Regions from separate parts of the Homo sapiens genome. Here region 2 is linked to region 1. The links are chromatin loops, found by intact Hi-C in ENCODE. Cell type or tissue: PC-3. All regions are shown on one strand. Links, peaks and the distances in the headings refer to the core of each region. The heading gives the core; the rest is flanking DNA. Region 1 overlaps GTF2F2 (general transcription factor IIF subunit 2). Region 2 overlaps GTF2F2 (general transcription factor IIF subunit 2).

What was found. A loop is a pair of places that touch in the nucleus more often than their neighbours do. Peaks named below come from ENCODE experiments on the same cell type or tissue, not always from the same donor. Only the 100,000 strongest peaks of a DNase experiment are listed, where the experiment ranks them.
Region 2: a loop joins it to region 1, with 4 times the contacts of the local background. A loop is called at or near these places in 3 of 110 quality-filtered maps.

The regions. Positions count from the first base shown.
Region 1 is chr13:45,217,289-45,222,673 of GRCh38, reverse strand. All of the region lies in intron 5 of GTF2F2 (general transcription factor IIF subunit 2), which reads right to left. Among named protein-coding and RNA genes, the nearest start is that of KCTD4, 19 kb to the right of the region's middle. In PC-3, for the core only: no CTCF peak of the experiment used is centred there; a DNase peak (open chromatin) is centred at 2,563; H3K4me3 peaks cover 744 bases; H3K27ac peaks cover 3,364 bases.
Region 2 is chr13:45,159,876-45,165,260 of GRCh38, reverse strand. The region is part of intron 4 of GTF2F2 (general transcription factor IIF subunit 2); the gene reads right to left. Among named protein-coding and RNA genes, the nearest start is that of KCTD4, 38 kb to the left of the region's middle. In PC-3, for the core only: no CTCF peak of the experiment used is centred there; a DNase peak (open chromatin) is centred at 2,250; H3K4me3 peaks cover 1,213 bases; H3K27ac peaks cover 2,967 bases.

The DNA of each region.
Region 1 (5,385 bases), core at 290-5,289:
TGGGTTTACATGCATTTCTGAAGCTTGGGCTGTAAAACCCTTGGAATTACAATATTGATTCTGAGGGGAAAAAAAATGTGCTCATCCTATAGTATTAACCTTAGTTCTAACAGGAAATGACATCTTTAATTCCTTATCCAAGCTAAAGTACATTTATGTATCATGATATGTTATACTAAAGACATGCCATTTTAAAGAGAAGGGGGCTTCTTTCATTGAGATTCTAAAATTAACTTGGAATACATTAAATAAAAGTCAATTCAATTTTATAAGGACTCAACAAATAAAAAACTTAACAAGGGAAGGGCCCTTGTTAAATTCCCAAATAAACAAAATCCCAAAGGATTTTGTTTGTATTGTATGTATTCCTTTTGTTAACAGAAAAACATTGTTAACTTCAGATAAATCTCCTAAAATGAAAGAGGCTAAAAAGGTTATGATAAACATTCATTCGTGCAATGAATACTTACTGAGCACTATTATGTATGAGACACTATGCTAGGTGGTGGAGATATAGTCAGTATGTCATAATTAATTAATTAAGGTAGTCACACAATGGTAAGTGTTAAGAATACAATAAACCTGAGTAATGTCATAGCACATAATTAGGTGGTGGTAGTGGCGGCGGTGGGGAGAAGTCTATACTATTTCACCCAGCAGTGGTCGAGAAAGGCCCATCTGAGGAGGTTCCATATAAACTGAGAGAACTGCATGGTTGGAAGGGGGCTACCAACTGAAGATCTGATGAAAGATATGTGTTTAGACAGAAAGAAGGGCCCTGAGATGGGACTATACTTGTTCTTTTTGACAGATAAAAGGTGGCAACTATGGCTGCTGTCTAATGAATGAGATGTGTAGTGGAAGAAGAGGTTAAAAAAGCTTCAGGATCAGATCAAAGTTCTGAAGGCCAGATGATGCAGGATTTGTACATTTTATTTTAACTGCAATAAGCAGGGAAGTGGTATGACTAGATCTACACTAATGAGTCTGACCTGTGAGGGATGGTCCATAGGGGGAAGGAAGGAGCTACTACTTAGGAGGTTACTGCAGTAGTGGAGGCAGGGCCAGCTTCATGAAGAGGGAGCCTGTGCAGTCATACTGGGACCCCACTTGGAAGGGCCCTGAGCTTGATTTAATGCTCCACTGTCACTGATTTCATTTTTATTAAAATTTCTATAGTTTTGGGGGGTACAGATGGTTTTTGGTTACATGGATAAGTCCCTCAGTGGTCTTTTTGAAATTTTTAATAATGTATGAACAAAAGGCCCCATATTTTCATTTTGCACTAGGTCCTGCAGATTATATAGTCAGTCCTGAACTTATATTCTGGAGCAAAAATGGCAGCTTAGAATAGTGTAGTAGGATTCAGGGTGTATTGTGTTGGTACAACTAACAGGACTTGGTCATTGACTAGATGTGTCTTGTCAAGAAAAGAAGAATCATGGATAACTCCCAGGTTTTTTACCTGAGAAACTGCGTAAAAAATGGGTAAGACTGGGGGCAGGGAGGACACTGCATTAGAGGTGGGCTAACAACCAAGAATTCAATTTTACGCATGTGAAGTTAAAACACGAAGGAGACATCCAAGTAGAGCTCTGAAGGGGAATGGTGTACATGAGTGTAAAGCTCAGGAGAGAGGTCTAGAGGGGTCTAGGCCAGAGATACAAATTCTGGGGTTTCTCTCTCTATATATATACACACACAGACACACACACACACACACACACACACACACATACATTTTAAGCAGATGGGATCACTTACCAAGATAAGGTCGGAGGCAAAAAGTTCAGACGGTAAGTAGGAGCCTACAAAGATGACTAAGGTCAGTAACCAAAGGAGAAGAATTGTACCAAAGACAGAGCCCTGAAGGAGACCTAGGAACCCCCCTCAGAGTAAAATACACTCGATCAGTGACTCTTACTAGATCAAGTCTAGCCCGTTCAGTCTGGCACAAAATAAACTACCATCAGCCCAACCGACCAGGCAATTCTATGTATTCCTTTTTCTGTCCATCTCGGCTTTACCAGGGTGACCTCTACTAAGTTTCCCAGAACACTGCTATTGTTTTATCCCTTCCTTGGTTGGGCTGTGCCATTCCTGCCTGGGAGCCCTCCCTCCACTCTTTATCTAGTCAAAGTCTACTGATACTTATATGGTAGTATAAGTATGGAAAATACTTATATGATGAAGTTTGACTTCTGAAATCTAGTATTTACTGCCTGTGCCAATTTCTCACACAGCATAAAATAATACCCTAAATTATTAGTTACATTAAATTAGTATGATCAATTTTCCAAGAAACATAAGATCTGGTTGCTTTTTAATGTTACACTGCTTAGTATACACTAGATGCTCAGTAAACATCTGTTAAACAAATGAGTAATAAATGGCACTCTGAAGCTATGAAATATAGGGAAGTAACAAAAGCAGATAAATCAACTTGGCATGCAATAGCTTAAAAAAGAATGAGTCATTGTGATCAAACCCTGGGCAGCTTGTAGGACACAAATGCATAAAGCCAAATCACATGCTTTTCATTCCTTTCTTTACTTAACAAGTATTTATCACGCACCTACTAGGTGTCAGGTACTCTTCTATTCATGAGAAACACACCCATAAATGAATCAGACAAAAAAGGTCTTTGCCCTAATGGAGCCGCGTTCTACTGGGAATACTGCTCATTGGCATATTTTGTTTTATGTAACCTCACCACGCCCATATATGTCATCCTTTCCCGTTTTTCTGACATGTACTATTTTTCAGTTTGAAAAGTTTCTGCCTGAACATTATTAATTCCTTCCTTTGGGATTTCCTCAAATATATAACACATTAAAAGAAAAAGGTTTTAGACATTTTGAGGCTTTCAAGTCATAAAAACAAAAGTGTACAATATATGACAATAGAAATATCTGGGGTACATTATAGATTAGCAGATCTTCAAAACAGCACAACTACTAGTTCATTAAAACTACCCACACACAGCATTAGAGATTTCACATAAACTTCAGAAAAGTAAACTTCACAGACTCGTAAAATCATTTAATGTCCTACCTCTCCTGCAGAAATATGGAGCTTTGAAATTCAATTCAATCATGCTATCAAAGTTCGCTTTTAAATTAAAAAATCAGAAATTAGATAAAAATTCCAAACTAAAAGAATGAGACCATTTTACATCTTATATGAATCTTGTATTTATTTTATAATGTAACGGAACCATGGTACTAACAATGTTGGTTTAAGTTGTGGGACTTTGAAGGTCATTCAATAAGAGGGAGGAGAGAGACAGTACCAGCTGCTCCTTTCTCTTTTCCTACGAATAAGCCAGGCAACCTTTTGAAACTGAAAGCTGAAAGAGGTAGCTTGTCAGCTGATTCCTTTGGAATCAATCAGATGTGGGTTCAAATTCCAGCTTTGCCATTTACAAATCATGACCTTGGGCAAATCGCAACTTTTCTGTGATTCAATTTTCTTTTTTGTGAGAAAGGAAATGAGATTTTTTTTTTTAAGGATAGTCACTAAAAAGAACTTCTAATTCATAAAATATGAAGCCATATAAAAGTGAGGGACCCACTATGCAGGCTGAACCATTCTAGCTGAAAGTCATTTCCTTTGAGCAGCCTTTTTTTTAAAAAAAACAAAACAAAACAAAAAAACCCCCAACATCTTCTCTTTCTCTACTTAGAAACTCAAAGATTCCTTAAATAATTCAAGTTTTCTTTACAATACATCCCATGGCAACTGCATTACAGTCTCAAGCAAGACAGATAGAATGTAACACACTTAGGAGTCAGGTGTTCCTGTACTGTCAGTGACAAACTACTAGGAATATTTAAATCCTGATCATCCCAAAGTCTAAATTAGTTCTTCCTAATAGTAAGCTAAAGACTTGATTAACAGCATTTAACAATCCCAGACCATTCGGCACCCCATCAATTCAATTCCCTAAATGAGACCCTTTTTCTTGAACAAAGAACATGTGGTATCTTTTCTGCATTTTCAAATGTTTCAGAAAAATCAAAGACCAAGAATTGAAAATTCCAGTGCCTGCAAGGACAGGCAAGTTTATTTGAAATTACTTAAATTTTAAGTAAACTGGTAAGAAAATAGGACACATTGGCCTGCAGCAAACTGGAGGGTGCAGCCCCTTCCTAGATCAGCCTGTTTTATAGTGCACAATGACGTTGTGTTAAAGGGGCACATTCACATGAGAGATGGCAATTATCGTGTCAATTTTCTGACAGATGGCAGTAATTTCTTGTTTAACAAAATCTGTAAATTACCACAATTTTCTGACAGATAAAAATAAAAACACTTGAGGAAGGAGCACCTTTTTCTAATACGTACAAAGATGCCATATGGGCTAGTCAGTGACTGTCCTGCTCCTGCCTAAGGGAATTTGGTCACTTCTGTGGGTCACCTTCAGCACCCATTTTAAATCCTCAGAACAGATCTCTAACAAATGCAGCTAGGTCAGATCTGCCCATTTGGCCCACGAAGCAGAGATGGTTGTCCTGGTGACAAATCCTCCAGCAAACTAAAACGATTCCTTAATTTTGTGTTTGGGGCCAATCTATAAATGGTTTAATTTCAGTGAGTTCTCTTTCTTTCCCATGGGGAGAAAAAAATCTGCCTACTCAAATTACTTGAACAGGTAATCTAATGGCTTTTATTTCACACTTAGTAATAAAAGGTTTAAAACCAAATACCCAGTTTGACTTATGCCCATTCATTCTTAAAATATATCCAGAATTGACAGGCTAGAAAAGATCAGAACAAGATAAAAAGTAGACACCTAAAGACAGACATTGCTAAGGGGAAAAAGTAAAAACAGGAGATGCCTGGATAATAAAGACAAACTTTCCATACTTCATAGTTTTGCCTAAGGTTAACCCTGTTGATTTTCAACTGTGAGTGAACAAAGAGAAACTGTGTGCTGAGGTATTTTTATCCTGCAAAGCTGTAAGGCTTTGTAGAAACACCATCACATGCCAATACTGCTTCTCAGGACTTATAATTTGAATTTTAAACAAAGCTAACTAAAAAAGAGTATCAATTCTGGAGATTCATTAACCAAGGTGTAACTATAAATCCTTAACTTTAAAATGCTCATCTTTGGTTGCTCTACTAGTGTTAACTGAACATAAAGCTGTTAGAATGAAGATGAACAAGATACAGTCCCTGACCTCAAGGGGCTCACAATCTAGCACAGACAGAAACAAAAGTAATAAAGGTAAAATAAAAAGCAAAATGTGAGTAATGGTTTATTTTAAAAAGTGTAGCTGGAGTTTGGTGGACATGGTACTTATTCTGTGTGAAGAGAAACGGTCAGGGAGATTTCCCATTTGAGCTGAATCTTTTTTTTTTTTTTTTTTTGAGATGGAG
Region 2 (5,385 bases), core at 233-5,232, 57 kb after region 1:
ATTTTTTCCATTCTATTTCTCCGTTTTTTCCATTCTATTCCACATATATATGAATATATAGATATCTATATATATTTTTTCCATTCTATTTCTCTTTATTTCTTAATGTTGCCTAGTACCTCACAAATTGATTCTGCATCCACACTGTGTAAGTGCTCATCATAGCAAATAAAATAAGTGCTCAACAGGTTACCTATATCTGTCCGCTTAATAAAACAGCTATAGCAGCTATAGCGTAACAAGATCATTGCTTAATAAAGATGTAAACATTGTGTATCTATATGCCATAATTAAAACTTCCTTCAATTCTTCCAAACAAATAGTTATGAGAATGTAAAATGGTTCTAGGCACTTTGTATCAGAACCAACGTAATCAAGAACACAGTTCAAGTGTAGGTCTCTAATCCATTTTTTGGTAACCCTTCCCATTCTGCTGTGATGCAACTTTTTGTTGTATAGCCTTTTTACCAGCACTGGGTACCCCAAAAGTGACACTAGTAATGCTGAGGGAGAAGGAACTACTATTTTTTTTTTCCAGACAGGGTCTCACTCTGTCACTGACACTGGAGTGCAGTGGCACAATCACTGTACTCACTGTAGCCTCAACATCCCAGGCACAGGTGATCCTCCCACCTGAGCCTCCAAAATAGCTGAGACTACAGGTGCATGCCACCATACCCAGCTATCTTTTGTGGAGATAGGGTTTCACTCTTTTGTCCAGGCTGGTCTCTAACTTCTGGGCTCAAGCAGTCCACTCACCCTGGCCTCCCAAAGTGCTGGGGTTACAGGCATGAGCCACTACCTGGCCACTAGGGCTGCTACTTCTTTACTTGAAAACCTTCAGTAAATCGACATGTTTTATTGCTTTTTAAAAAAATAGGTCAGTTTTAAAGTCTTACCTTCTTTTCTTCTTTGTTCCAAGGGAATTACTATACTAGTGCCATCACCATATCAACAGACTACCTTTCTCTTTTTTTTTTTTTGAGACTGTCTCACTGTGTTGCCCAGGCTGGAGTGCAGTAGCACAATCCTGGCTCGCTGCAACCTCCACTTCCTGGGTTCAAGTGATTCTCGTGCCTCAGCCTCCCAAGTAGCTGAGATTACAGGTGTCTGCCACCACGCTGGACTAATTTTTGTATTTTTAGTAGAGACGGGGTTTCGCCAAGTTGGCCGGGCTGGTCTTGAACTCCTGGCTGGAATTACAGATGTGTGCTGAGGAGCTGGGATTATAGATGCGCACCACCACACTTGGCTAATTTTTGTATTTTCAGTAGAGACGGGGTTTCGTCAGGTCAGCCAGGCTGATCTCAAACTCCTGGCCTTAAGTGATCTGCCCACCTTGGCCTCCCAAAGTGCTGAGATTACAGGCGTGAGCCACCACATCCAGCCCTCAATAGACTACATTTCTAAGTGATAAAAATACAAAGGCAACCAAATAACCTGTCTCTGTTTTTATAATGTAATGCTATACTGCAGAGGGAAAAATCAGTTACATGGCATTTTTTACACTTTAAATTTTGATAATGGTACCCTTATGCTCAAAGAACTAGAGAAAAAATCATGCTACTATAACCTTGAATGAGGTTTTTAAAAATAGTGGCAATGTTATTTGAAAAAGCCAAAGGAAATGAAATTTTTAAAATTAAAGTATTTTAAAATTACAATTGTTTCAATTACTTAGTTTTAATACCGCGACTAAGTAATTTACTTTTTTTCTTTTTTTTTGAGACAGAGTCTCACTCTGTCGCCCAGGCTGGAGTGCAGTGGCGCTATCTCGGCTCACTGCAACCTCCGCCTCCTGGGTTCAAGCAATTCTCCTGCCTCAGCCTCCAGAACAGCTGGTGCTACAAGCGTGCGCCACCATGCCTGGCTAATTTTTTTTATTTTTAGTAGAGATGGGGAATCACCATGTTGCCCACGCTGAAGTAATTTACATTTTAATTGATTTTACTAAGTTAGGTTTGGTTTTACAAAGAAACCAAGTTCTTCCTAAGATCTTAAGTATACAATGAATCAAAACAAAGAACCGACTTTATAAACTGGAAGCTACAGAAAATCAAAAGGAAGAAGAGAAATATGTTTGTATAGCCTGTCATTTTCTCCAGGTATGACACAAAAAAATCTCTACTCAAGCTAAACACTGGACTTCCACAATTGTTAGAAATTTGGAGCACATTGCCTAACACATCTCCAAGGAACTTGGTTAGTTTCCACCAGTTAAACTATAAAGATTTTGTTTTGAGAATTGCAGACTAGTCATAATGAGTCACAATAATACACGCCAACTCCAGGACAACAGTTACCTCTAGCAAGTGAGGTAAGGGTTAGGGGGTGGGGGGTGGGGAGAAATCTAAAATGTTTTCTAGCTTTAAAGAAATATGGCAAATGTCAACACTTATGAAATACAGCTGTTAGGCATAGGTTAAACTATTCACTATACTTTTCTGTAGGTTTGAAATATTTCACAATTAAAAACTGGAGAGTAAATCATAAGTTTTAATAAGTTTGTGATTCCAAACCTTAATATTATCCTACACTGCGGTTTCTTTTAATCCTCCTCATCCCAACCTCAGATTATTAAAGCTACCACATATTTATGCATGAATACCTGAATATGAAGAGTGCAAACACTGCTTTTACAAATCTCTTTCTGGCCACTAAATAAAGGAACATTTTCTGCTATTAGGTTTAACTTTTCAGAGAGCAGACCTGGCTCAGGCAGTTGGCAGTAAAATACAAAACTAAATCTCTGCAGTCAGTCACAACCTTGGTGGCAGTTCAGGAAATAAACACTAAACTCATATATTTTTGTTCCTGTTTGTTCCTCCTCACAAGTATAAGATTGTCAGAAGCTGGTATGATTCCAAATGTTCAGTGGCAAGGCTGTTACTCAAAGGAGTAAGCAAAAAACAGAGCTTCCTTACTCCTTCCATAGGGCCTTTACTAGCGGAGTGAGAAAGAACCACTAGCTGCCAAAGTGAATGGGACTTGAAGATGGCTGCCCTGTGAAATGCAGTGATGAAAGAGACAAGCTGGAGTCACCACAGAGCATCTATCCAGGCAGACCTAGCAGGATTTCTATTACCTACTTAAAGAGACTGTTTTAACATATATTTCTAAATATCAGGAAATAGGGGCTAGTCACACAATCTCTTAGAGCTTCTGTCATATCATCTGCAAAATGAAGATTTTTTAAAAGTCCCTCCCTCGTGGAGTTGTGAGGAGAATTAAATAAGATAGTAAATACAAAGACAGGTTGTATTTACTATCTTATTTAATACAGATTTATTAAGACAGGTTATCCACCAACAGAAGTGGAATAAATACCTAAAAGTGTAAACTATACCTAAAAGAAATAGTTTAAAAGTGGTTCAAATCTGGTTAAAAAAATATGTACTGTATTCATTTTTTCTTTTTGAGACAGAGTTTCGCTCTTGTTGCCCAGGCTGGAGTGCAATGGCATGATCTCGGCTCACTGCAACCTCTGCCTCCTGGGTTCAAGTGATTCTCCTGCCTCAGCCTCCCGAATAGGCGGGATTACAGGCACTCACCACCACAGCTGGCTAATTTTTTGTATTTTTGGTAGGGACGGCGTTTCACCATGTTGGCCAGGCTGGTCTTGAACTCCTGACCTCAGGTGATCTGCCCACCTTGGCCTCCCAACCTGCTGGGATTACAGGCCTGAGCCACGGTGCCCGGCCCCTGTATTCTTAAAACCAACAATAAACACTGAAACAGGCATGCAATTCAGTGTTACGCATGAGGTTCCCCTAAGAAGCACTGGGGGGAGGAGTGTCTCTATTAGGTAGGCCATCCCAATAAAAAGTGATCAACACTTCACCAGGTATTTTAAAATGGAGCTTGCAATCTTTTCACACTACCACACACTAAATTAGCATTCTTCAAAGTATGGTCTATAAATCCCCAGGGGTCCTCAAGATCATTTGGGTGTCCACAAGGTCAAAATATTTTCTTAAAATATTTAATTACCTTTTTCACTGTGTTGATATTTGCCAATAGTGCAAAAGCAACGGTGGGTAAGGCTACTGGTACCACCACAAATTGAGGCCAAATGGTACCAAAACTGTATCACTGTTTTGCTACTACACTAAAGTGCTAGGTGTATTCTTCACCACCTAGCACTTGCAATTTTTTAAAAAGTCTGTTTCACTTCACAATGTCCTTGATGAACAGTAAAAACTGTTTTTATTAAATTTCAACCCTTGAGTATGCATCCTTTAACATTCTGTGACACCAAATGGCAAATGCACATGAAATGCTTCTGCTGGACACTAACATAAGATGATTGCCTCAAAGAAAAGCATAGTTGCAACTGTTTGAGTTGAGTGCTGAGCTAGCTACTTTTGTTGTGGAAGATCATTGTTACTTGAAAGAATGACTGACAGACAAAGCATAATTATTCAGATTTGGGTATCTGAAAGATATTTTTTCAAAAATCAATGAAAAAAGCCCATCCTTTAAAAAAAAAAAAAACAGCTGACAGGATTTGTTGTCATTAATAAAATTCAACTTTTTAAGTGAAAATTAAAGTCTGAAGAACTTGTACCTATCACCATAAACTTAACAGCTCCCCTATATTTAAAAACTTTTCTGATAAAATCAGTAGTGATGCTAATGAATGTAAATTTTTGATATTCTATAATGAAACGTGTCAACATTCAAAAGAACTACATAATTCAGGAAACCAATAGTCTCCAGATGATGGATGTATGATGCTACAAAATCATGTCTGGGTAAGAGATTCATTCCAAATACAAGACAGACCTGTGAATTTAATGTAAGAGAGTAGAAAAGGTTTGCTAATAGTTTCAGATTCTATACTGCAAGTGACCTTTAAGAAACTACCACTTGCAGAGTTTTAGTGTAGTAGCAAAAGAATGTCCACAACTATCTGAAAATGCTACTAATTACTCCTCCCTTTTCCAACTATGTATTTATAAGAGGTAGATTTTCTTCAGATACTTCAACCAAAACAGCAGATCTTTACAGATTGAATACAGAAGTAGAGATGAAAATCCAGCTTGTCTTAAGCTGTCAGACATTAATGATGCCTGCAAAATGGCACTCTTCCCACTATTTTTTTGGAAAATCGATTTTTAAATAAAAATGTTAGCACATAATGTATAAAAGAGCCCTGAGACCAAAAAGTTTAAGAAATGCTCCATTAAAGTGACAACAGTAATTAAATTATGATAGATAAGGTAAATAAAGCCTCAGAAAGTCCCACTGCATATGCAGCTGGTGATAATTCAGGAAACAGAGTGTAATTCATGTTTTAAACCAGTGACAAGAAAAAAAGTTCAATGAAAAAGTACTTTGAATGCTTATAAGCACACATATAAAGAAGGCTTAATTCAAACCTCT